Regions from separate parts of the Homo sapiens genome. Here region 2 is linked to region 1. A link is a loop called in an ENCODE intact Hi-C map of the cell type or tissue named here. Cell type or tissue: B cell. All regions are shown on one strand. Each heading gives the region's core, and the rest is flanking DNA. Links, peaks and the distances in the headings are about the cores only. Region 1 overlaps SGMS1 (sphingomyelin synthase 1). Region 2 overlaps SGMS1 (sphingomyelin synthase 1).

Region 1 (12,874 bases), core at 3,291-11,290:
AGGATATAAAGAAAATGTTTTTATACAGCTGTATAATGCGTTTGTGTTTTAAGCTAAGTGTTATTACAAAGGAGTCAAAACATTTTAAAAATTAGAAAATTTATAAGGTAAAATGTTACAGTAAGATAAAGTTAATTTATTATTGAAGAAAGAAAAACTTTTAAATAAATTCAGTGTACCCTAAGTGTGCAGTGTTGACAGTCTGCAGTAGTGTACAGTAATGTCCTAGGCCTTCATACTCACCCACCACTTTACTCACTGACTCACCCAGAGCAACTTCCAGTCCTGCGAGCTCCATTCATGGTAAGTGCCCTTTATAGGTGTCCAATTTTTATTATTTATACCATATTTTTACAGTACCTTTTCTGCATTTAGATACACAAAGCTTACCATTATGTTACAGTTGCTTACAATAATCAGTACAGTAGAATGCTGTACAAGTTTTTAATCTAGAAGCAATAGGCTATACCATACAGCCTAGGTATGTAATAGGTTACACCATCTAGGTTTGTCCAGATACATTTTCTGTGATGTTCACACCATGACAAAATCACCTAATGATGCATTTCTTAGAAGGTATCTCGTCGTGAAGTGACACATGACTGTAGATGGATTTATGATATACTTAAGAGGTAGAATTGGCAGAACTTGGATCTTTGTTGAAACTGGTTCTTTTCAGTGCAGCCCTTTTTCATCTTTGCCATCTTGATAGCTAAAGAATGGCATCTTGCTGTTGTTTTAATATGTCTTTCATTTTTTTGTAACTAGTGAGATTGAACTTTTTTCCTCCACATTTGTTGATGGGATTTTTTGTTTGCTTTTTTTTTTTGGCATATGTATGTGATTGACCTATTTGTAATTTTTATTTTTATTTTACTTTTTCAGACAGAGTCTCACTCTGTCACCCAGAATAGAGTGCAGTGGCACAAACATGGCTCACTGCAGCCTCAACTTCCCAGGCTCAAGGGATCCTCCTGCCTCAGCCTACCAAGTAGCTGGGACCATAAGCATGTGCCATCACACTGGGCCAATTTTTAAATTTTTTGTAGAGACAGGGTCTTGCCATGTTGCCCAGGCTGGTCTTGAACTCGTAGGCTCAAACAATACTCCTGCTTTGGCCACCCAAAGTGTTGAGATTACAGATGTGAGCCACTGCACCTGACCTGTAATCTTTGTGTAAAGTCTTTTTCTTATCAGATTTTTAAGAAAATATCTGCTCTTCATATTTACAGTGTATGATGGATTTTTTAAATATTCTGTCCCCTGTTGTCATTTATCTTTTAGGCTTGTTTATGGAGTATTTTGTCTACAGGTTTTTAATCATAATTTATTGAAAGCTATGGTTCATATGTTTGATGTTATATATACGTTAATGTTGGAGACTTCATAAATGCTTGTGAACTTGTGAACACTTTTATGTATAACTTATTTTGAACCTTGGTTCTTTAAGTGTAACATTCCACAGTAATATATAATCAAGGCTTTCTAAGAGTAAAGTATTTATTTGACCTAATGCAAAATAGCCTTGGCCGTGTTTGTTCAAATCTTTTATCTATTTTACAAATTGTTTTATAATGCCTTTGGTTAACTAATTTGAAAACTTACATAATTTATATAATTTCTTTACAGTTCAGTGGTCATTGATTAATTGCAAGGCTCTAGTTTTGTTATGTTGAATTATAGTTATGGAAGTGAGAGAAGAAAGCTCATTAAAATTTAGTATTGGCTGGGTGCAGTGGCTCACGCCTGTAATCCCAACACTTTGGGAGGCCAAGGAGGGCAGATCACCTGAGGTCAGGAGTTCAAGACCAGCCTGGCCAGCATGGTGAAACCCTGTCTCTACAAAAATACAAAAATTAGCTGGGCATGATGGCAGGTGCCAGTAATCCCAGCTACTCGGGAGGCTGAGTCAGGAGAATTGATTGAACCCGAGAGGCAGGGGTTGCAGTAAGCCAAGATCGCACCATTGCACTCCAGCCTGGGTGACAGATCGAGACTCCGGCTCAAAAAGTAAAAAATAAAAAATAAAAAAATTAGTATAAAGCAAGAATAAATATTTGTAGTGATGGTTTTGAGATTAGTCCTTCTAGAAAACAACATGCTGTTTAATTTTTAAGCTTTTGTATTTCTTTGAAGTGTCCTAGATATGGTCTTGTATGACTGCAAGATAGCTTAGATATGCAGTATGTTTGCATGAAAAACTATGGAAACAACTAATTGTAGAGTCACTAAATGCACATTAAAATCACATGGATATAGAGGAGAGCACATCAGTTGATGGCTCAGAAAACAGGGGTTCTAGTTCTTGCAATTCCATTACATAGTTTTGTCACTTGGTCCCAGGACATCTATTGGAAGCTATCTCTAAGATGCTGTATAACTTGAGAAGGGCACTGGGATGAGTGTGTAATTTCACAGACTTTGCGTTGCCCCCTGGTGGTATTTTACCTTAGTCCAAAACTAGAGCTGTGGTCACTTTACAACCTGATCCTGTGATCCAGTGGTGACCTACTTCATGGATAAGGATTATCCTCTAGGGAGCCAAACTTTGGTGCTTTTAACCAGCAGTTAGTTAATAGAGAAGCTCAGTGAAAGTGGGACCTGGAAGTTTGGGAAATTAGCACATCTTAGTTAGAAGCAAGAAGTCACAGTCAGCGGTGAGTGGAAAGGATGTAATGAATTGATTGATGGATATTTGTTTTCAAAGAATTAACGTAATTGCTGTCAGGAAAAGAAAACCTTAATGCATTAAGGGTAGGGACTGGTGTGGAGATCTAGGTAGAGATCTACATGTGCTTTTCTTAAAATCTTTTGATTCTTTTTTTACCTCCAGGAGACCAGCAGAAGGAGACAGGGAGAACCATATATGGGAGCAAAGAACATGGTGGGCACGCAAGTGGTGCTGTCATGGCGAGGAATGCTCAAAGGATATACATTTAAGCGCCATGAATTTAGAATTTATCCCTTTGCATGTTCTCTAGTCTGAAAATAGTTTGATCTTTTGTAGCTATCTAAATAAGTATTAGAAATTTATTTTGGGAGGTAGACTTGAACTTGATTTCTCCTATCTGGGCCTGTGAGTTGTTGCTAATTTTGAAACTTGATGTTAGTCCCTAGGGTTGTGTTCCTTAAATTAGGCTTTTTACCTCAGTCACTCCAATTTATTTTTATAAGCATACTTTGGTAGACTTTTTCTCAGTGAAATGGAAAACCATTGGTTACCCAGCTAATGAGAATTTATAATCCTCAGTGGACTGCAAAACTTAACTTCATTCTGACTGGCATGAGATGGTATCTCATTATGGTTTTGGTTTGCATTTCTCCAATGATCAGTGATGTTGAGCTTTTTTTCATATGTTTATTGGCTGCATAGATATCTTCTTTTGAGAAGTGTCTGTTCATATCCTTTGCCCACTTTTTTAAAAATTATACTTCAAGATCTGGGTTACATGTGCAGAACGTGCAGTTTTGTTACATAGGTATGTATACACATGTCATGGTGGTTTGCTGCACCCATCAACCCATCACCTACATTAGATATTTCTCCTAATGTTATCCCTCCCCTAGCCCCCCACCCTCCAACAGGCTCCGGTGTGTGATGTTCCCCTCCCTGTGTCCATGTGTTCTCATTGTTCAACTCTCACTTATGAGTGAGAACACATGGTGTTTAGTTTTCTGATCTTCTGATAGTTTGCTGAGAATGATCGTTTCCAGCTTTATCCATGTCCCTGCAAAGGACATGAACTCATCCTTTTTTATGGCTGCATAGTTTGCCATGGTGTATATGTGCCACATTTTCTTAATGTAGTCTATCATTGTTGGACATTTGGGTTGGTTCCAAGTCTTTGCTATTGTGAATAGTGCCACAATAAACATACGTGTGCATGTGTCTTTATCGTAGAATGATTTATAATCCTTTGGGTATATGCCCAGTAATGGGATTGCTGGGTCAAATGGCATTTCTAGTTCTAGATCCTTGAGGAATCACCACACTGTGTTCCACAATGGTTGAACTAATTTACACTTCCACCAACAGTGTAAAAGCGTTTATATTTTTCCACAACCTCTCCAGCATCTATTGTTTTCTGACTTTTTAATGATCGCCACTCTAACTGCTTTGCCCACTTTTTGATGGGATTTTTTTTTCTTATAAATTTGTTTAAGTTCCTTGTAGATTCTGGATATTAGACCTTTGTCAGATGGGTAGATTGCAAAAATTTTCTCCCATTCTGTAGGTTGCCTGTTCACTCTGATGATAGTTTCTTTTGCTGTGGAGAAACTCTTTAGTTTAATCAGATCCCATTCATCAATTTTGGCTTTTATTGCAGTTGCTTTTCACCATTTGACCCAACATATTACTTACACCTTTTGACCCAACATATTACTTACACCATTTGACCCAGCATATTTTACCATTTGACCCAGTATATTACTGGGTATATACCCAAAGGAATATAAATCATTCTAGTATAAAGACACATGCACACATGTTTATTGCAGTACCATTTACAATAGCAAAGACATGGAACCAACCCAAATGCCCATCAATGATAGACTGGATAAAGAAAATGTAGTACATATATACCATGGAATACTATGCAGCCATAATAAGGAATTAGATCATGTCTTTGCAGGGACGTGGATGAAGCTGGAAGTAATCGTCCTCAGCAAACTAACACAGGAACAGAAAACCAAATACCTCATCTTCTCACTCATAAGTGGGAGTCGAACAAGGAGAACACATGGACACAGGGAGGGGAACAACACACAGCGGGGCCTGTCGGGGGTATGGGGGCAAGAGGAGAGAGAGCATTAGGACAAATAACAAATGCATGTGGTACTTAAAACCTAGATGATGGGTTAATAGGTACCGCAGACCACCATGGCACATGTATACTTACGTAACAAACCTGCATGCTCTGCACGTGTATCTTGTAACTTAAAGTAAAATAAAATTTTAAAAAAAACTTCAGTATAGTTAGTTTTTAGAATATGTTATATTAATCAAGAAATTGTGTTCTTTTCTTTCAGCCTATCAATTTGTTACCAACACTAGAAAGTCTCCAACTTAAAAACCAAAAACATACTTTAAATTAGTTGCTTTTTTTTTTTTTTTTTTTTTTTGGTGAGATGGAGTCTCACTCCGTCGCCCAGGCTGGAGTGCAGTAGCACGACCTCGGCTCACTGCAATCTCCACCTCCCGGGTTCAAGAGATTCTCAACGTCCTGAGTAGCTGGGACTACATGCTCCACCATGCCTGGCTAATTTTTGTATTTTTAGTAGAAATGGGGTTTCGCCATGTTGGCCAGGCTGGTCTTGAGCTCCTGACCTCAGGTGATCTGCCTGCCTTGGCCTCCTAAAGTGCTGGGATTACAGGTGTGAGCCACCATGCTCAGCCTAGTTGCTTTTGATTATCTTTGTTAGGCGTGGTGACTGGGTGCCCCAGTCAGCCTTCCAAAGTCCTCAGGTTATTTATAGTGGCCATGCTTCTGAGTAAAAATCGTCAGCACATATCTGATCAAGAATTTGTAACTACTACTGGGTAGCAGAAACATGCTAAGAGAGAAGTCATTTAGAAACTGAAATATTGCATCCTCTAGGACATTTTGATGGTGTATGAGAGAAGGGAAAAATATGTTTGAAATCTGAATTGCCTTAGAAAAGCTGGAGGGAACGATTATTTTACATAACATGTATGTAAAGTTTATGGTGTTATTGTTCTCATCACTTCTTTAGTGTTAAGGAGGCACTATTGCCCATTACAAGGTTGTGATTGGAAGTACAATCAAAACTCTACTTTTGGATATCAGGAACATTGTCCTTGTGCTTTAGGTCCTCAGTAGCTCTTCTGGTTAGGGACAAAAGTCCTAATAAGGAAGGTCAAGGATGGAGACTAGCCCTTCTGGTTGGGGTGAGATGGAGGGAAGTACAACCAGAAAGTGAAAAGCAGGATGGGGCTGGAGCATTCTTCAAGATCTTCTTATCCTTTTTAAAAAAATTAATTAGTGTGGAATGGTAATAACAGAAAGTGTACTTTCAGCCATTGTTTTTGGACATTTGATGAACTTTCAGTCTGCCAACTCATGTCTCCTTTAGTTCTGATAATTTTTTTAAATTTTCTCTTTTTAGATTTAAAATATTTCTAAATCTTTGTTTGTTTTTTTCTTGGATTTTCTTGAACTCCTGCTATTCAGATCTTGGGCTTCTAGATTGCTTTTTTATTATTCTCTTCTCTCAATTTTCCATCTTTCATTTTGTTTCACATCTGAAATTTTTTTTCAACTTTTTCTATTGTTCCTATTGAATTGTTCATATTGACTAGGAATTTACAGGAGCTCTCTTTTTAAAATTCTCTCTCCTTTTTGTGGTACCATCTTGTTCTTTTTTGATACCTTATGTCTTTGAAAATGTTAGTAATAGTTTTTCATAGTCTGTTTTCCAAGTTCTTTTAGTTTGTTTGTTTTTTATCTTCATCTCTGGCTTTTATATTTATTAGAGAGTTTCTTCAGATACCTGGTGATTTTTTTTCATATTTTAAAGTAGGCACAAATAAAACTGTTTGGAAACTCTTTGCATGAGGTGAGCTTGTTTATATGGTTTCAGTGTAAGATGATCAGTATCCTTAAGTCTTTTTTCTTAAAATCTTGGGTATTTCTAGAAAAAAATTCATCTGATCATTAACCTGCAAGTTATTCTGGGTGCCTAAGAAGGTAAAAGGCAAGGGCAGATCCTACTTAATCTTTTTGCAACTTTCACTTTGTCCCTTGTTTTTAGTCAGATACCACTGCTTTCAACTGTGTTTAATGTCCACTACTCTAGAAACTCTCCATGTCTCTTTTCCAGAGGATAAACTTCAGTATTCTATGGTGTGGGGAAGAGGCAGTTGCTCAGCTGTACAAAGTGAGAATCTAGAGAAACTTATTAAGTGGTCTTTTAACTCCACTTTCACACCATTTCCAAGGTACTTGATGCCACCAATTCCTCATACTTTTAAGGCTAGAGGAAATATTTAGTGTTATGTAAATCAGAATGCTTCTTTCCCCTTTGCTGGCTTAGGGCTCCTTGTTTTGGGCCTGCCAGATCCGTCACCACTGATTCATGTGCTTCCCAACTTCCGAAATCGTGTCCCTGTTTTCTCCTCTTCTGTTCTCTTCTCTTCTGTTCTCTTCGACTGTTTTGATTTCTTGTCCCTTTTTTTAAAAAAGAAAATCTTTTTACTACCATTTCAGAGGAGTTTTTGGAGACAGTGAGATAGAATGTATATGTCCAGTGAAATACCTTTTTGGAAATCTGATTCATCTTTCAATTAACTGGATTCAGTTTTTTATTTCCCTTTTCACCCCCCAAAAAAGATGTGGGTGCTAGATTGTTGAGATCCTTGGGGCTTGACAAAATTTGTCAGTTGTCTTTATATTTATATACTTTATTTTTTTGCTGATTTCACTTCCTCTTTTGATCTGCTTTTAACATGTTGCTCTCTCTTCTTTCCTCCTGAAGTATCAGTGGGTCACAGGCCAGAGGAGAGAACCTAGGGTTTCTCCGTACCTTCTTTAAACACATCTATCTTTAAGAAAAAAATCATGTCTTGTTTTTACATTGTGGTTTCAATTCTTTATTTCATAGCCTCTTCAAACCTGTTTTATATGATCAAATTCATGGTTTGGTAAACTTCCTGTTTGTCACACCTGGCAAATCTCCCTCATGGTGGATCATTTCCTTGTGTGATTCATAATTTTCAATTATTTGCTCATCCTCAGCAAAGATTACTTTTTCCATGGGAGTCCTATGAACCATTGCTTTTTGAAGCGCCTTTAAGGAGCTATTTATATTTATTTTTCTTTTATATTTACCTTAATTTCTTGGCTTGGAAATTTCACACTACGCAGATAGTATAAATCTGGACTCTGTATCATTGTGTGTCAGTTTCATGGATCCAGTTTTTCTGGTCTTAGAGAGATTCTTGCTTTATTCAAGGTCTAAGTTTCAGTCCTCTGCCCTGGCTGGGATCTTAAGTCCCCAACCCCTAGCAGCTAGAGTCCAAGTCTGATATCCCTGTGGGATATAAGTGTTAACTTGTATCTTTTCTACTCTGAATTTGAGATTTTTCTTCTTTTGACACATGAGAAATTCTTTTTCTTTATTTTGAAACTGATTATGGTATTAAAATGTCAGCAGTTATATTTTATGTAGATTTTTATGTGCTTGATATATAAAGGAGATACGCATCACTGGGTCCATGTTCTGGAACCATAAGTCATCTCCTTTGCATTCTCATTTAATTAGGTATTCAGGAAACATCTATTAAGTGTGTACTATGCATTAGGCTCTAGAGATTCCAAAGCAAATGAAAGGACAAAGGAAGGTATAAGGTAGGAAGAATATTCCAGGCAGAAGGAACAACTTGCAAGGTATGAAATGACTGGTTTGTGTGGGAATCTACTGGAACACTTGAGTATGGATATGATACAGGCCCAGAGCTTGTAGGGCAAGGCTGAAAAATACAGGTAAATAAATAGGCCGTGTCATGGAAGGCCTTGGAGCTAAGTCAAGGCATCTGAACATCATCTTGAGAGCTGTGGGGAGCTTAAGCCTCAAGTGAAGAGATCAGATTATGAACTAGATCTCATGGTAGTGTGGCAGAGGGTTGCAGTTGAGCCAGGCTGGAGGCAGAAACTAAAGCAGAAGCAAATGGGAATAGGGAAAAGGGAACAGTTTGAGAGAGCCTTCAAGATAGGATCTCCAGGAATTCATGATTAGATATAATGAATGAGAGAGCAAGTGAAGTTGCAAGGGGCAATCCCGTGGGCCAGATTCAGCTTGCATGTTTTTTGTTTATTTTTGCCCCTTAAAAAATTGAACTTTAACTGCACTAGGTATGGCTTGCCCTATCCTGTTTGCCACAGTCCTGACGACTGCATATTCTCTGTGATCCAGGTTGATTTAATGTGCCTGGGTTCTGACGGGTATGTGAACTTGAGAGCCTGATGGAATGACTTCCTCGGGCAGCCTTTTTAGTTTATGCTTGCTTAATCCTGGGGGTATGAGGAGAGACAGGGATGAGGAGGGATCAAGGAGTGGTGGGGCAGGGTGACCTCGTTCGTCTGTTCTGACACTGGCTCTGCCACCTCCCCAACCTGCAGTTGCCACTCCTACCCCCATCGCCAGCTCTTGACTGATCACTGTTGGATTTTCTGTAGGAAAGGGAGGAAAAGAAGGATCAGAACTTTTTCTCCCATAGATGCTTTCAAAATCCCCTGCTGCTATGCCCCTACTAAATTCCATGTCAGTTTTCTGATCTTTCTTACTCCCCAGAAGAATGCAGGATTACTTTTACTTTATAGGTGAGTAGATAGAGGTAGTTTTAGTAAGCTGGGCACTGTGGGTATGCTTTAGAATATGGCATCAAAGATTCTTAAAAAGCAGAGGATAGTAAAGCACGGCCTCACCCTTTTCCTAAGCCATCTGGCTTTTTACAGTTTTAACTTACTTTTATGATGGATTCCAGGGCACATGCAATATTTTTATTCTAGCTAAATGAGGAGCAAATTAGAAGAATTTTAGCTCTCATTTTGAAAAAGATAGGAAGAAGGGAAAGGAAGTGAGTGTTGTGTGATAGAAATAGCCTGTGTTAGACTTTCCCAGGCTTCTCAGGGCAGATGAGATCAGTACTGTGTGCATCAGCTCATGTGAGAGCTAATGGAATTTGGAAACATTGATTAGGTCCTCCATTCTTGAGTACTGCTGGAGTGAATCCGTGTCCAAGTTCTACAGATTAACTAGGCAAATATTAAAATAGTCCTGCTGGTTCGGACTCAGAGGGGCAGTTAGTCAGTTGAGTGGGAGTAGATCATCTCCCGAGTTTTTGGTAATTAGTACTAAGAATGAAATCCCATGGGAAAAACAATAGTGATTAGTTATCAGTAGAGCTATTATATTAGTTTTTATTGTAATGACAACCTGCAGAGTTTTTTTTTAAAGGCTTTGCTGTTTTGCAGCAGCCTGGATGGATGGATATTGAAGGAAATCTAGATAATAGAACAATTGTAAAGCTAATAGCTTATTGTTTTCCCTCTGGAATGATGGGAAATATCTGAGACTGGAGTTGCTTTATGCACTTGGATTCAGATTTCAGCTTCATCTTTTTTGGTGGTTTGGCTTGTACGCCTGGACCATTATGTCTTGGGAATATGAAGAATTTGGGAACATAATTATACACAGAAAGCCAAGATTCCTATTATTTAGAGAAATCTGCAAGCTCATTTTATATTTTTTAAGAAAGCTAATGAAGGAAACACGTATTTTTAAATTTACAAAGCAGACTACATGTTCAAAAACATAGAGTATGTTTGGGGGAAAAAATCCTTTCCCCTTCTAAATGCAAGTAATATATGTTTATCAGAGAAATTAGAAAATACTGAAAAAAAAGTAAAGCAGAAATTTATTTCATAATTCTATTACCCAGAGGTAAGGGTTAAGAAGTTAACCCTTTTTTCCCTGTGGATATTTGTAATATGTGTTTACAAAAGTAATACATTTTGTTTGTAACCTGTTTATGTGACAAAGCTATAAATATGTATTACTATAGATATGGAAATACAGTACAGTCTGTGGCAGAGGCTTGGTATTCTGTTGTACAATATATTTAATCAATTTCTACTCTAGAGCTTTTAGATTCTTTTTCTAGTTTTTTTTTTTTTGCCATAATGAATGATTGTTTAGATTTCTTGATCACTAAATATTTACATATATTCTGTCACAAAATGACTCAATTGGAGGCTTGGGGAAGGGGAGGCAGAATTAGCTGATGTTGCTGGTGCCAGGACTCTCCATGAAATGTATAAAACAGTATTATATTTCATATCCTCAGTGAACAACTATAAACATGTCCATGGTATACAGTGGACATGGCTGATTTATTGTCATTGTGTCATATCTGTTTTGTCTCCCCAAATTCTCTCTTTTCTTCTACAACACTGAGGCTACTACGATGGAATGGGTCATTTTGGGAGAGGTGGGGAAAAGGGGGGAAACTATCAATTGCATAAGTTATAGGGCAGCTACTGAGAGAAATATATTTCAGATGTTGTGAAATCTAAGTATTAAACATTATTGAATAAACACAGTGTGGAGGAGACCAAAAGATGTCATTAAGTAAGGCTCTTCTAACAGCCTAAAGTCTACCAGCCAAAGTGGACAAAAAGGCAAAATACATACACTCCAGCAAGCCCTTCTTCTTGTATCTTAGCAAAGTAGGTCAGCACACACTTACTTAGTTCAAGGGGCCATTTCATAGGGGATGATTTTATTTGCTAACCAGAGTTGGACTGTGGAATTCTGAGCACAGCATGTAATAGCAATTTAAAATAAGGGACAATTTAAAGGTTAAGGCATCAAAAGTAATCTTCTAAAATTTTCTCAACAGTAGACTGAAATAAATGTGTAGGTCCTTCAGCTGAAACTATGTGGCTGTTACTTTAACCATTTTTGTTCTTCAAATCTATACCATTTTATGAACTCTTCTATTTAACTCTTCAAATGCTAAATAACAAATCTATACCTTATTAGATTTGTTTGGAGTAAAGCTATCCAAATTGAATTAGAGAATAATTGAACACCTATCTCATGAGTATTTCAGTGGGCTACATTGCCTTAAAAGATCTGTTAGGTTATTATTTACTTTTTTTGAGACAAAGTCTTGCTCTGTTGCTCAGGCTGGAGGCTGGAGTGCAGTGACAGGATCTCGGCTTACTGCAGCCTCTGCCTCCCAGGTTCTAGCAATTCTCATGCCTCAGCTTCCTGAGTATCTGGGATTGCAGGCATGAGCTACCACGCCCAGTTAAGTTTTGTATTTTTAGTAGACACAGGTTTTGCCCAGGCTGGTCTCAAACTCCTGGCCTTAAGTTATCCACCTGCCTCAGCCTCCCAAAATGTGTGAGCCACTGTACCTGTTCTGGTTATTATTTTATGGAAAGTTCCACAAGATGTAAAAACTTTTATCTGAACTTGAAGCTTTTACAAAGAGGCACTTGGTCTGTTTCATAATAAAATAATATCAATTCTTGATTTGTATTGCCCTTTAACAAGGTACCCCACAGGTAGTTTTGTGTTATAAAGTTTGAGCTAAATGCTACATGTCCGCAAGATTTTGATCTTCCTTTAAGTCAACTGTAAGCTTTCAGAGTAAAGTCATGTATATACTCCATGTTACTTTTGCTTTTGTTTTTATTATTAAATGTATTTATTTTTTGTTACATTTAAAAAAAATAGAGATGTTGTCTCACTGTGTTGCCTAGACTGGTCATGAACTCCTGGCCTCAAGAGATTCTCCCACCTTGGCCTCCCAAAGTTTTGCGATTACAGGCATGAACCACCATGTCCAGGTGCTTTTGTTTTTAGAGGTTTGATACGTGAAGCCAAAAGTTTGGTTCACTATAAGTCTAAGAGACTACGCATGTAGGACTTTCATCATTCTTTTGTCATTATCAGCATTTAGAAACATCTAGAATCCTGTAGTTTCTCAGTACTTTCTTCACTGATACGCCAGCTTGTTTGTTCAATCTTGAGTCCTTCATGCCTTAAAAAATCATAAAAATTAAATTATTAATTTCATGGCATTCATTTTAAAAGTCCATCGAATCGTCAAGGAAAGAATAAATTATATTCAGTATAATAATTTCTTACATTTTATGTATTATGTTTTCCAAAGCACTGTCAGGTACATGCAAATTCCCTTAACTAATAGAATAAGTGGATGGAATAAATTATTCCATACTAGGAAACTGAGACACTGGGGTTGGAGTACAGGTTAGTGCTAGAACAAGTGTTAGAATTCAGATTTTCTGAGCAATTGCCCCAGGTCTCGTTGCATTGCAGT
Region 2 (12,874 bases), core at 1,698-9,697, 53 kb after region 1:
CACATAGTGGTGTAGATATGAGACTTTCTTGTCACAGCTTTGTAGTATCCACTGAAAGTTTTTATGTCTCCCTTAAATTATCTCTGCTTTCAAAAATAGACATTCAAAAGCTACTGATAGGCAAGGTTTCAATTCCAGTTATAATGGAGTAAGCACACTCCATCTTTCTTTCACACTGAATGCAGCCAAAAAACACTGGGCAGAATATATGGATCAGCTATTTGAGGAATCAAAAGCAAATGATAGTGGGCAGATGGAGGAAGGAAACCAAAATGCAAGGTATGAAAGACCCAGTCCAGAGTTTCCTGTTTCATTTTGTTCTTTTCTTTTCTTTTTTCCATTCACATTTCCTGCCTGATTTCAAAGGCAGTGCACATCCCAGAATTGCACTCTGGGTGCAGACAGAGCTCCAAGGGAATCCCTCTCTTTCTGGCCAAAGGAAAGGAAGGGAAGCCACACCAGGACAGAGAGTGGAAGAAAGCCTACCAATTTCCAAGCTAACCCTGTTAACATTTAATATGTTACATTCTAGACTTTTTCTGCACATAGTGTTTGTAAAACAGTTATAATTATACCAAACATTGTGTTTCCTGTTTTTTTCTCTTAATAGAGGAATATGCTTACAATCTAGACTTACTATACAGTCACTGTAAACTTATTTTTAAATAATTTGGTAAACAGCTGTAGGCTGGTTCAGGGCTTCTCAAATCTTAATGTGCATTTAAATTACCTTAGATTCTGGTTCACTGGTCTACCTTGGGACCTGAGAATGCATTTACAGCAGGCACCCCATCTTGCCAATACTGTCCCTAGAAAGACCAGGTTTTGAATAGTTATTTAACAGTTCCCATTTAGGTTGTTTCCAGTTTTTTGCTTTCTTTTTTAGAGACAGGGTCTCACTTTGTTGCCCAGGCTGAAGTGCAGCGGTATGATTGTAGCTCACTGTAGCCTTGAACTCCTAGGCTCAAAGGATCCTCCCACCTTAGCCTTCCAAGTAGCTGGGACTACAGGCACATGCCACCACATCCAGCTTACTTTTACATTTTTTGTACAGACAGTCTCGCCATGTTGCCCAGGCTGGTCCCAAACTCCTGGCTTCAAGCGACCCTCCCAAAGTGCTGAGATTACAGAAATGAGCCATCACGCCCAGCCTGTTGCTTTTGTGATTAGTGTTACAGTGGGATATTTTTGCACATAGAACTTTTCTTCATATTTGGTATTATTTCTTTGAGGTAGACTCCTAGAAGCAATGTGACTGGGTCAGAAGTTATGACTGTTTAAATTGCTGGTAAACTATTGGTGATTATTTTCTCAGAAGATTTTGCCAGTGATAATAAATATATTCTTCCCAAATTGTAGATGAGGAAATCGAGGCTTAGAATGGTTCAGCTGTATAAGGTCACACAGCAAATCATTCGAAGAGCTGTGATTTTACCCGCAGATATCTGTTTCGTGGCCTGCTCTTCCCCTGCACTACTTTGGAGACAGCCACTGCTTCCCCCCATCCCCTCCATTTAAACAAGCCTCGCCGTCCTTGTGCTTGCCTCACCATTAGCTCACTCTTTTTTCTTTTAAGCTTTGCTAATTCAACATGGGAAAATGAGCTCCTGTTATGTTCATTTTTATTTATATTTGTTTGACAGAATTTATGCCTCTATGTGGTCACATCCCTTGTCCTTTGATAAGTTTTGTTTCCTAAGTTGGTCTTATTTTACTTGATTTCTCTGTGCTATGTAAACAATATAGATATTAACTTGTTTCTGCTGCAACTGTTTTGTAATTTGTCTTGTATTTTGTTTGCTTTTTTTAAACATAATTTAAATTTTTCTTTCTCTTTTTCTATTTCTCACTAAGCTTAAAGAGGTTTTCCCTTTGCAGAAGTTTGATAAACATAGGAAGATATTTTGAAAAGGAAGCTTAGGGTCTCTAAGGGTACCTGTAAGAAATACAGCATTAAATTTTTGCCTTTTTCCTCAGTGCCAGGTTTACTTCATAATTTCTCCTTTCTGCCCAAACACATTGTTTCACCACAAAGATTTTCTTGCTCAAATGAGAGGACAAAGTATGGGTGATGCTGCCTTGAGAATATGATTTATCATTTTTAAAACACAGAGGGAATTTTAGAAAAGCATTATGAAATAATGTAAAATGAAGAAATACCCAAGCTTTTTTGCCATAATTTTCTTCTACATTTTATCCATTGTTATAACAGAACTGGACCAAACTTTTAATTTGAAACTTTAAAAAAAATTATAATGTTTATGCAGGCATGCAATTTGAAAACTAAAATGGTTCTACACAACTCGATGTGAAAAAACAGTAGTCTCCTGGTCCTGACCCCAACAGCGCCTTTTCCTATTCTCCTTCAACTCTTTTAGCTGAACCTTGTGGTATTTAACTCTTTGTCATTCACTCTTTTTTTTAGATTTTTTAATGTGTTTACTTTTGTGTCTCCACGTGACATGAGATATTGTTACTCTGTAATTTTTGAATATAGGCATTCACCGTTACTGACTTCTGCTGTAGAAGGCAAAGCTTTAGTGTCCGTCTGTGACTCCTCCTTCATGATCCCTACCCTCCGACCCCATCTCCACTACACACGTTCAAGTTTCCTATCCTGTCTTTGCTGTGCAGTTCTTTGTCCTTCGTTTAGCTCAATATGCAGTGCTTACATTATTACAGTTCTGTAAATGCTATTCATGGCCAAGTCATGTCGTTTCCTAGAATTACTTTCCTTCTCTGCACAACATTTTGTTTCCTGTAGAGTTAGTAATTGCCTTGGTTTTTTGCTTTAGTAGTTTTCTTTGCACTTACTCACCCCCAAGTTATGAAACTCCTCTCAATACAGCCAGAGGCATTGGGTATTCTGTTGGGCTCATCTCCATGATGACATCCCTCCAGAGCATTCTGGCTGTTTGCTTTCCAGCCCAAACTTGTGAGCTACTGTGAAGTCCTTCATCTCTCCTTTTTTGGCATCGTAGTGAGTCCCATTTCTTCTTTTCTCCATGTTTACTCCCTTGTTTTGGAGACTGTACCCTCTGTGATTCCTGGAAAAGAGTATATAAGCGGTAAATATTTTTAAATCGTGTATATATGAAAAAGGCTTTAATTTATCCTTAGTTTATCCTTCAGTTTATGCTTAGTAGTAATATGGCTGGGTACAGAATTCTAAGTGGGAAATCATTTTCCCACAAAATCTAAAGGCATTTTCTCAAAGCTTTCTGTTTTTCAGTGTGGCTTTTGAAAAGTCTTATTCTAATGATCCTTCATGTAAAGCTTGTTTTTAATCTCTGGAGGCTTTAGAGTCTCTTCTTAGTCCCCAGATTCTAAAATCCCATGATGCTGAGTCTTGATATGTAGATCTGTTTTCTTCCATTATGTTGAGCATTCAGTGATCTCTTTGGATTTGGAAATTTATATCCTCTGTGTGGTGTGCTCCATCTGCCATTCTTTTTTTTTTTTTTTTTTAATTTCTCACACTTCACTGATGTATCATCCTTCCATCCTTAATCAGAAGTCTTGATAATTTTTTAAAAGGAAATTATAATAAAACATGTTGCCCAAAGCTAGATTCTTATAAGTTAAATATTGAAATCATGGTAATTAAATTGGACAACCAGAATTTAATTAAATTGGATCATGGTAATTAAATTAGACAACCAGAATTTAAAAGAGTACTAACAAGCATAAAATATAGACAGTTACACATTTTACTTGACCGAGCAAATAAAGGTTGTAATGAATGAGTTGTTCAAGCTATTTATTACTCCGGTGTCCAGCCCAGACTTGTATCATAGACAGGTAAATTAATTTATAATCTGGAAAATTATTCAATGTTACCTACATAATTTGAGAAGATTAAAGGCACATCCCTTGTTTCAACATGATCCCTGAACATCCACATACCAAAAATATTCATATATTTGACTACCCAAACCTTCAGCTGCTTTAGCCAAGTGTAGTAGGACAGTTGTCTTCTAGGCCAACCATGATAAAAATACATCTTTAAATTTTTCCTAGACTACAGATTTAAATTTTATTTTTCCCAAATGATAGTTATACTAAAGCAATTATTCAGTCAGTCAGATAGAAGTACTGTTTCTCTGTCATTGTAATTTTTGAAAAACTGGGGAAACATCTACTGACACGTGCTTTAAAAAGTGCTAACTGTGAAAAGTCCTGAAGCCACGTGATTCATTTGTAGGACCATCCCACCCCCCCGCCCCAAGGGCTACTCTTGGAATGGTAAACACTGAGTGGGCAAACTTCCTGGTGGGGATTTTATGTTTCTTAATATAAGCTTAATTCTGGATATGAATAGTAATCTTCGCACATTTTCATGTGGGCTCGTAATGAATCTTCTTTTTCTTCTTTTCTTTTTTTCTGCCAGCTTTTCGGAGACTGGGAAGCCCAACTGCGAAGAATAATGAAGCTCATTGCTGGAGGTGGCTTGTCTATCACTGGCTCTCACAACATGTGTGGGGACTATCTGTACAGCGGCCACACGGTCATGCTAACACTTACCTACTTATTTATCAAAGAGTGTAAGTCTAAAAGACTTCCATTGTAATTTCCTCACCTGCCATTTCTCATGAACTCTGGTCCTCTGGTAAAGCTCATTTTCTGGAAAATCTGCTGAAGCAAGACTGGAGGCTTCAGGAGGCTTGCAGCTTCATCTCATCGCCATGCAACTGGCACCCAGGGAAATATGTGGAAGGACAGAACTGGTCTTCCTGAGGACGAGGTGTCCTGGAGTGTCATCTGTAGTACTGGGGTGGAGGCAGTTCCAAGCACAGCCTGCAGGGTGTGTTATGAGCCAGTTATACAGCTGCTGTAAGGAGCCAGATGGAAATCTCAAAGGGACACAGAAATCCAGTATCAAGCCTGATTGGGTGATGGTAGATTATGTGTTGATGCAGCAACTATTTTTTCAGCACTTGGCACTATGCTACATGCCTGAGGGTACAGTGATGGGTCAGACTCATCCCTGTCCTCAACAAGGCCATGGGCTCAGGGCTGAGGCAGATACTAAATGGGAAATTTCCCTTAAGAAACGTACTTAAAATATTTTATTGTGAAATCACAAAATAATATTATAAATACCGCATACATGGCTCAGATTTAATATATATTAGCATTTTGTCATATTTAATTCAGATAACCCTTTTAGAAAGGAAATGAAATGTTAATATATGATTAAAACCTTTTCATTCCTTTCCTATATCATTTCCATCCATTTTTTTGGACTTGTGTATTATTGTTTTGTGGTTTTTTAAATTTATATACATAAATGGCATACTGCCATTTATATTCTTCTGCCACTATTTACCCTCAAATTATGTTTTTGAGATATGAGATTTTGGTCCATTCACTTTAATTGCTATTAATATTACAGTGCTAGAAATGAACTACACATATTTATTCATTTCTCTACTTATGGAAAATTTTATTATGCTCAATATCACATTGTTAGAAACAGTCTGATAAGCATTATACAGGGGGGTTTCCATGAAGAGCAATGAGTAGAACCAGGCTGCTGTGGTATCACAGAGGAGGGAGATGCTTTGCCTTCTGGAGGTGTCTTGGGAGCATGTGGTACTCTCTGGAAGTTTAAGTGGGTGGAATTCAGAGTAGGGGTAATAATAAGAATGGACAGGTAAGTGGGAACCAGATCACAGGGGGTGCTTAAGCCACAAGAAGAGGGTCTGAACTCTCAGCTGATGTAGATCGGGTGCCCATTGAGGGGTTGTAACCAGTGGGGCAGTGTCATTTGTCTTTGAAGAGAGAAAAATCACTCTTGCAGCAGCTTGCAGGATGGACTGGATGGGGGACCAAACTGGAGACCGGGAGAAAAGTTAGGAGATTGCTGCAGTAACAAAGGAAACTAGCCTGATGGCATCAGGGATGGAGAGAAGTGACAGACACTTTAAGACATTAATAAAGAGAGTCAGCAGATAACAGGATGGATTATGGGGTAGAGAAAACAGGTAGTGGACTGGGTCGAAACCTAGTTTTGTTCTTGAAAAACTAAGATAAGGAAATACAGGAAGGGAAGAGAGATGCACTTCAGGGCACTGAGATAGAAAAGGGAGAATAGATGTTCCAGTGCTTATACTTAGTACGTGAGCAGATATAGTGAGTTCTAGCAAGATCTGTTCAGAATTGTCAGGGCATAATCTAGCCTTTGGACTGGAATGTAACTGGATGTGGACAGTAGGAATCACATAGGCCAGATGTCAGCACCCCTGGGGGAGGGATTCCTGGCTCCTGCTGCCTGATACCTGAAATTCTTTAACGGGGTCAAGGCTTATCCATCTTGACAATAAGGCAATGTGTCATATTGAGAGGCAGAGGCGTTGGTACTATCACTTACTAGCTCTATGACCCTGGGAAGAAACTTTAACCTAAGTCTTAGTTTCCTCATGTTTAGAATGAGATATTCACATCTGCTTCATCGGGTGGGAAAAAGTTTATGAACATTAAAATTAGATGGCATATATGGATACTAATAGAGTCACACAGAGACTGAATGGTAGCTGTTTCTTGTTTTTGTATTGTCAAGGTATCAAATACAAATATTACTAGAATATTCCTACCCTAACTGCTCCATTTAAAATTGCAAACTGCCCTTCACTCCCTATACTTCTGATCCCCCTTATCCAGCTCAACTTTATTATTTTTCCACAGCCTTTAACACCTAACATAATGTGTAAATTATTTATTATAAGTATTGTCTCTTATCTCTCTTCCCCACTAGGAAGGGATCTTCCCACAAAGGCAGCCTCCTTGCCTTTTTTATTCATTGATCCAGGTATCTAGAGCATTGCCTGTCCCTGGCATGTAAGAGGCTCAATGAATATTGGTTGAATGAATGACTGGTTCTTGGACCCATTGAGAATCCAATAAAAGTCTGAACCTGTCATGCTGGTGTAGAGAGTATAGATCATATTCAAACAACATTTTGCCTAACACTGCAGAGCCTCTGAATCCCACAATTGAGAATCCAAGGTAGAAAGGCCTGCACTAATAGAAATTTTGATGTTTTTCTCAGGTAATTTCCCAAATGGGGATACAGACAAGTATTTATCTGACACCATTCGACCTTTGAGAAGGCACTTGAACTAGAATTCCCAGGCGTCTGGATGCTTTTCTGCTTGTATTTGAGAAATGAAAATCTCAAAGACTTTCAGATTAGTGTATGGTTGCAGAACTTGGAAAGCAGTACAGTTAAATCAGTTATGACTGCTTAGTCCTTGTATTAGGCTCTGTGGGCCAAAAGGTATTGATTTTTGTGTAGAGCATCAACCCCAAATTAGCTAGAGGTAAATTTAAATGTCAATGGACAGTTTTTAAAAACGAAACATGATGCATTAACCTGTCCTTATTTGATTAGCCTCATCTTTTAAACTCTATTTATGATTGTATGAATCAAGTAAGAACCAAATATGAATTACTATCACTAGTATAATCACATCATAAAAAGCTGTTTCTGTTCTAACCTTGGTTACAGATAAATGACAGCCCTTAGATTCACTAGATCTGTTTTCAGAAGGGAAGACTCAAGGTAATTGGATTCAGAAGCATTAGTAGAGGCATAGTTGGGTGCCCTTAATGTCATTTGAATAATGGGACTATTGCAAATCTCTCCCCCTTTCAGATTCCCCTCGGCGACTCTGGTGGTATCACTGGATTTGCTGGCTTCTCAGCGTAGTTGGAATCTTCTGTATTCTCTTAGCGCATGACCACTACACTGTGGACGTGGTGGTGGCATATTACATCACCACGAGACTCTTCTGGTGGTATCACACTATGGCCAATCAGCAAGTGAGTTTCCCCGCTTTTGATTTTAGCTTCTGTTGTTTCTGGCTTGATGTTGCTGGCTTGGACAGGGTGCAAAGAACCTGTGGATGTCTGAAGTTTCTCTTTCTTAAGTAGTAATCAACTAAGATTGTATTGTTTTTTTGTGACATTGATTCTCTTCAGAATTAAGAATAAAAAGTTTATTAATATAATGATGTGAGGAATTACTTCCTTCTAGAATAAGGAACGCACTTTCATTGTCCTTGAAAAATGAAAAATATTTTCTAAGCTTGTGTCCCTCCTTGCTTGATTTGCTTTCCTATCCTCTTCTCCCTACCCGGGGCACATCACAAGCTTAATATTTAACATTTAATTAAGTGTTAACATTTTTAGCATAGAAGAGGAATACCTAAAAAGCTAACTGAGGTGTTTATTTATAAGCAAGAGATGAGTGAGCCATAAGTTCTCCTTGCCCTCCCAGAATTGGCGTTGTTTTTCTACTGGGATGTGGCTCAGTTTGTAGATGAATGTGGAGTGTAGAATGGTGATGAGAGAGAGAAGCTGGGATATGTGGGTGGACACGCAGGGCAGGTATGGAGTCCTTTGGGAATTTTAGCGTGGCAAGTATTTGAACTTAAAGTGAAAGATTGTAAGAAATGTGTTTATGTTTCTTTGTTATCCTAGGTGCTAAAGGAAGCTTCCCAGATGAACCTCCTGGCCAGGGTGTGGTGGTACAGGCCATTTCAGTACTTTGAAAAGAATGTCCAAGGAATTGTACCTCGATCTTACCATTGGCCTTTCCCCTGGCCAGTAGTCCACCTCAGTAGGCAAGTTAAATACAGCCGGCTGGTGAATGACACATAACAGCTGTACAAAGTGGGGAAAAGACAAATTGTCCGAAGTGCTAAGAACTCCATGAGAGAAGATGCCATAAAATAAACACCTCCCTAATCCTATTATCTTTCAATGGTTACCTTGACTTAACCTATTGAGTTACCTGGTCAGCACTGTGATCTTTTTTTCTCTCCAAAGGACCTGCGTTGGACAACAATAAAGAAAAATTTAACCTATCATGCACTGTACACATTTCCTGTTCATAAGTTTGGGATTTACATAACCCGCAACCACCATGTTCCTTTGTATATGATGCAGCAGCATAAATGTAAGCTTTTATATCATAAGTTCTGGTCTTTCCAGTCACATCTGGAAATAAAGCGTATTATTTTCTTGGGAAAACATACTTTTCATATCTCTTGCCCCAAAGATTGGGCTGTAAGCCATTTTCTAGCAAATGTCTCTATGAAGGTTTCTAAGTACCTGAATGGGGTTTGATTCTGAAATCTTTCTACCTGTTGCACCGATATTCAAATAAAAATGATAGACACAGAAAGGTTTGGTAACTTTGGGTTTTGTAAAATCAGCAAAGGCAGTGTTTCAAAAAGTGCAAAAAAAAAGATTCTGTTATAAAGTGATTTTCTAAGTATTTCCTAACTTTATTTTTCAAAATGATGTTATGAACACCAAATTTAAAGATTTTTAACATGTCAGAGAGAAGAGAGTTAAAATTTAAAAATGCATCTTGGGAGAGAAATTTGTCTATGTTTCTAGTGCCTTTCTTGTCTTGATTGTATGGTCAGTAGGCAATCTTAAATGTTTTTATTTAAAATAAAGTATTCCTTGAAAATATAAATATATGTATACACTACTAAATTTTGCATTTATAGCTAAATTGAATCAGAAGACTGCTTATGGTTTTAAAATTGCAATGACTTAAATAATGAGGTTGTTAATTAGAGTCAGAGCCTGTTCACATATTGTGATCAGGTAGCAATGACATGTACCACTTAAATTATTTTATCGTCGATTTGGTAGTTCAATTTTAACTACTCAATGAAAACAGCCATGAATATCTTTTCTTAAAGAGAGTTTTGAAAATGATCACTTACCTAAAACTTGAAAGCTATGAATTAGTTATCCATACTCTCATGACAATTTTGTTGGTGAACAACAAAAAAGAGATCTATTTCTTTAAAAGATATTTGTGCAGAAACTGCATGTAACTCTAAGTTTTACTCCTAACATACATATGTTTGGGGAAGTATTCTATTCTATACTTGCCAATGTGGAGAACAAAATAGTTTTTTAAGAATGAAGAAGTATATATATCCATTCTGTATTTTACGTGCAGCAGAATTATCTTCCGTAGGATTTTTTTGTGTATTCACAAGGTGATATTTGTATTGTAAAACAATAATGGTGAAGGAAATAAAAAGGCTTTTAAAATTTTGTTTGTTTTAAATCTTTGTAAAGTTATTATTCCAGAGAGTATACTGGTATCTTACAGCTTACCTAGATCATAAATTAATCAAAATGCACTTTTTAATAAAAACTGATACTTAAAATAAATGGCTGTTATTTCTACTGTGTTCACATTCTTCACAGAAGTCATAAATGGAGCCATTAAAGCAAGATAGAAAATCAGTTTCAGAATTTCTTCATGGAGTGTTTCTGCTTGACATGGGACTTTTAATAATTATCTGGATTTTTTTCCTTGGGATTCCTTAAAATATATTCTAATCTTTAGTAAATTCTAGAGAGTTTTTTAATATATAAAAAGAGTCACATGTAAGTTAAATTCAAACTTTAGAACAATGTTTACTAACATTTTGAATTCTCTAATTCTCAACCAAATTGTTTTTTTTCCTATATCTGGCAGTAATATAGCTTCTCCAGTGTAGATGGAAAGGAAAAGTAAATCCAAAGTGAGAAATAGAGTAATAGTACTATGATAAACCAGTGGTAATGGAAAATAACTATTTAAAAAGAATAAAAGGTTATTATTATTTCTGATGTGGTGACTAAAGGAAAATGTCAACAGTGGAGATGTGTCTTTGATAAAGGATGTGTTAAGGAGGCTAGAAATGTAAAACCAGAGGCCAGGTGTGGTGGCTCACGCCTGTAATTCCGGCACTTTGGGAAGCCGAGGTGGGCTGATCACTTGAACCCAGGAGATTAAGACCAGCCTGATCAATATGAAACCCAGTTTCTACAAAAAATACAAAAATTAACCTGGCACGGTGATACATGCCTGTGGTCCCAGCCTCTCAGGAGACAGGTGGGAGGAGCGCTTGAGGCCGGGAGACAGAGGCTGCAGTGAGCCATGACCGTGCCACTGCACTCCAGCCCCAGCAAAAGAGTGAAACTCTATCTCCGAAAAAAAAAAAAAAGGAAATTAGAACCAGTAAAACTTTTCCTGTGTGGGGCTTTAAACTTGTGTATCAGACAGGGGAAATGTGGTGGCCTCTTTAGGCAAATAGAGCCAAACCCTTGGATAGGTCTTTATTTAACTGTTATAGCCTTTCACTAACTTTGACTATCAGCTGCTGCCATATTGAAGGGAAAGTAAATTGAGTAAGTGGAAATGATATATTGGCACTTGCTAAAAATAGGATTTTTTCCCTAAAAAACTAGAAATCATTATATAAAAATTTGTTATGAGTTTACATGCCACATATGTATCAAGAAATCCACTGCTGATTGTTCTTCATGGCTGACTACACTGATTCATGAATTGACATATCTTCTGGGTCTCTAGTGTGCAAATCCCAGGAAGGACAAGGAGAAAGCTCATTGTATTCTAGAGTATCATTGTACACTTGGTAAGGATTGCCTGTATAAGGACATGTGCTTTCTCAATGTCTTTTTTTTTTTTTTTTTGGCTCACTTAAGTTAGACATTTTACATGTATTAGTTAACCCTCACACATCCACAAAGTGTAATTATTATTGCCATTTTACAGATAGACCAACCAAAGTGACTCAGATATATTAAATAACTTGCCCAAGGGCATGCAACTGGTAACTGGTAAAAGTCCTATTGGAAGCCAAGTTTCCCCCCTCCCCCATCAATACTGTGAGCTTTCATAAACTCTTCAGTAAGAGTCTGCAGTGAGAGAAACCTATGCCTATGGTGGTAAAGCATACTCTCACCATGGACTGAGGAGCAAGAAATTTACACCATAAGGTGTGAGAGGAAAATTTGACTGATTTCCTAATTGCTATATGTTTTATTTGTATCCCAAGCACATGCCAAATTTTGATCAATGTGATAAATATCTCATAATACCTCATACAATGGAAATGCATGCCAACCTTAATTTGACCACCAATATACAAAAAGTCAACCAGATTTCTGAATTTACTAGAAAACAATATGTTGCTTGGATCACTAGATATTGACATCCTTTATTTTTTTTTCTCCCTGTAGTCAAGAAACAATTTGAACAAATCAAAGCTGTTGACTTGGTATTCTGCTTATCAGCACCTTAAAATACTTATCCATCTCCTAGTTTACAGTACAAGTCAGAAGGAAATTAAATGACCTTTCACATTTAAAGTGATAGTTGATATAACTGAATGAATATCTATCATGTTTGTAACTCTTTTCTGTTTGTTGCATTTGTCCTCTCTTCATCCCTTCCTTTTTCTGTCTTCCTTTAGTTTTGAACAATTTATGATTCTATTTTATCTCTTATCATACCAGTTATTCTTTTTACGAATTTTTAAATGGTTGCCCTAGAGTTTACAATATAAACTTTTTTCCAAATACAAGCCTGCCTTCAAGTGTAGTGTAGGCATTTTATAACAACACATTCCCAATTTCTCATTTCTGCCCTTAGAACATTGATGTCATTCATTTGACTTATCCATATGGTATAATCACTCAACACATTATTACATTTATTACTTTGAACAAGCAATTACCTTACAGATCAATTAAGAACAAGTAAAGATTTTGTTCATCTTCACTTATTTATTCTCTGATGCTCTTCTTATGTAGTTCAAGCTTCTAACCAACATCATTTTCATTTTGCCTGAAGAACTTCCCATTTCTTGCAGGGCAGGTTGGCTGGCTTTTTTCTTTCAACATTTTAAATATTTCACTCCACTTTCTTCTGGCTTACCTAGTTTCTCACAAGAAGTCTGCCATAATTTTATTCTTTTCTTCTATAGGTAATATGTTTTTTCTCTGACTTCTTTCAAAAATTTCTCGTTGTCTTTGCCTTTCTACAGAT

Evidence for each region. A loop is a pair of places that touch in the nucleus more often than their neighbours do. Peaks named below come from ENCODE experiments on the same cell type or tissue, not always from the same donor. Only the 100,000 strongest peaks of a DNase experiment are listed, where the experiment ranks them.
Region 2: it touches region 1 in a loop (2.6-fold over the local background); 10 of 110 quality-filtered maps call a loop at or near these places.

The regions. Positions count from the first base shown.
Region 1 is chr10:50,357,506-50,370,379 of GRCh38, reverse strand. The region is part of intron 6 of SGMS1 (sphingomyelin synthase 1); the gene reads left to right. Among named protein-coding and RNA genes, the nearest start is that of ASAH2, 110 kb to the right of the region's middle. RefSeq lists an enhancer at 7,419-7,488. In B cell, for the core only: no CTCF peak of the experiment used is centred there; DNase peaks (open chromatin) are centred at 7,559 and 8,289; H3K4me3 peaks cover 2,022 bases; H3K27ac peaks cover 3,794 bases.
Region 2 is chr10:50,302,932-50,315,805 of GRCh38, reverse strand. SGMS1 (sphingomyelin synthase 1) reads left to right here. Exons shown (of 11, transcript NM_147156.4): 9 at 4,391-4,544; 10 at 7,658-7,824; 11 at 8,485-10,206. The coding sequence ends at 8,664. Among named protein-coding and RNA genes, the nearest start is that of ASAH2, 58 kb to the right of the region's middle. RefSeq lists an enhancer at 2,220-2,719. In B cell, for the core only: CTCF peaks have their summits at 4,583 and 4,786; a DNase peak (open chromatin) is centred at 4,795.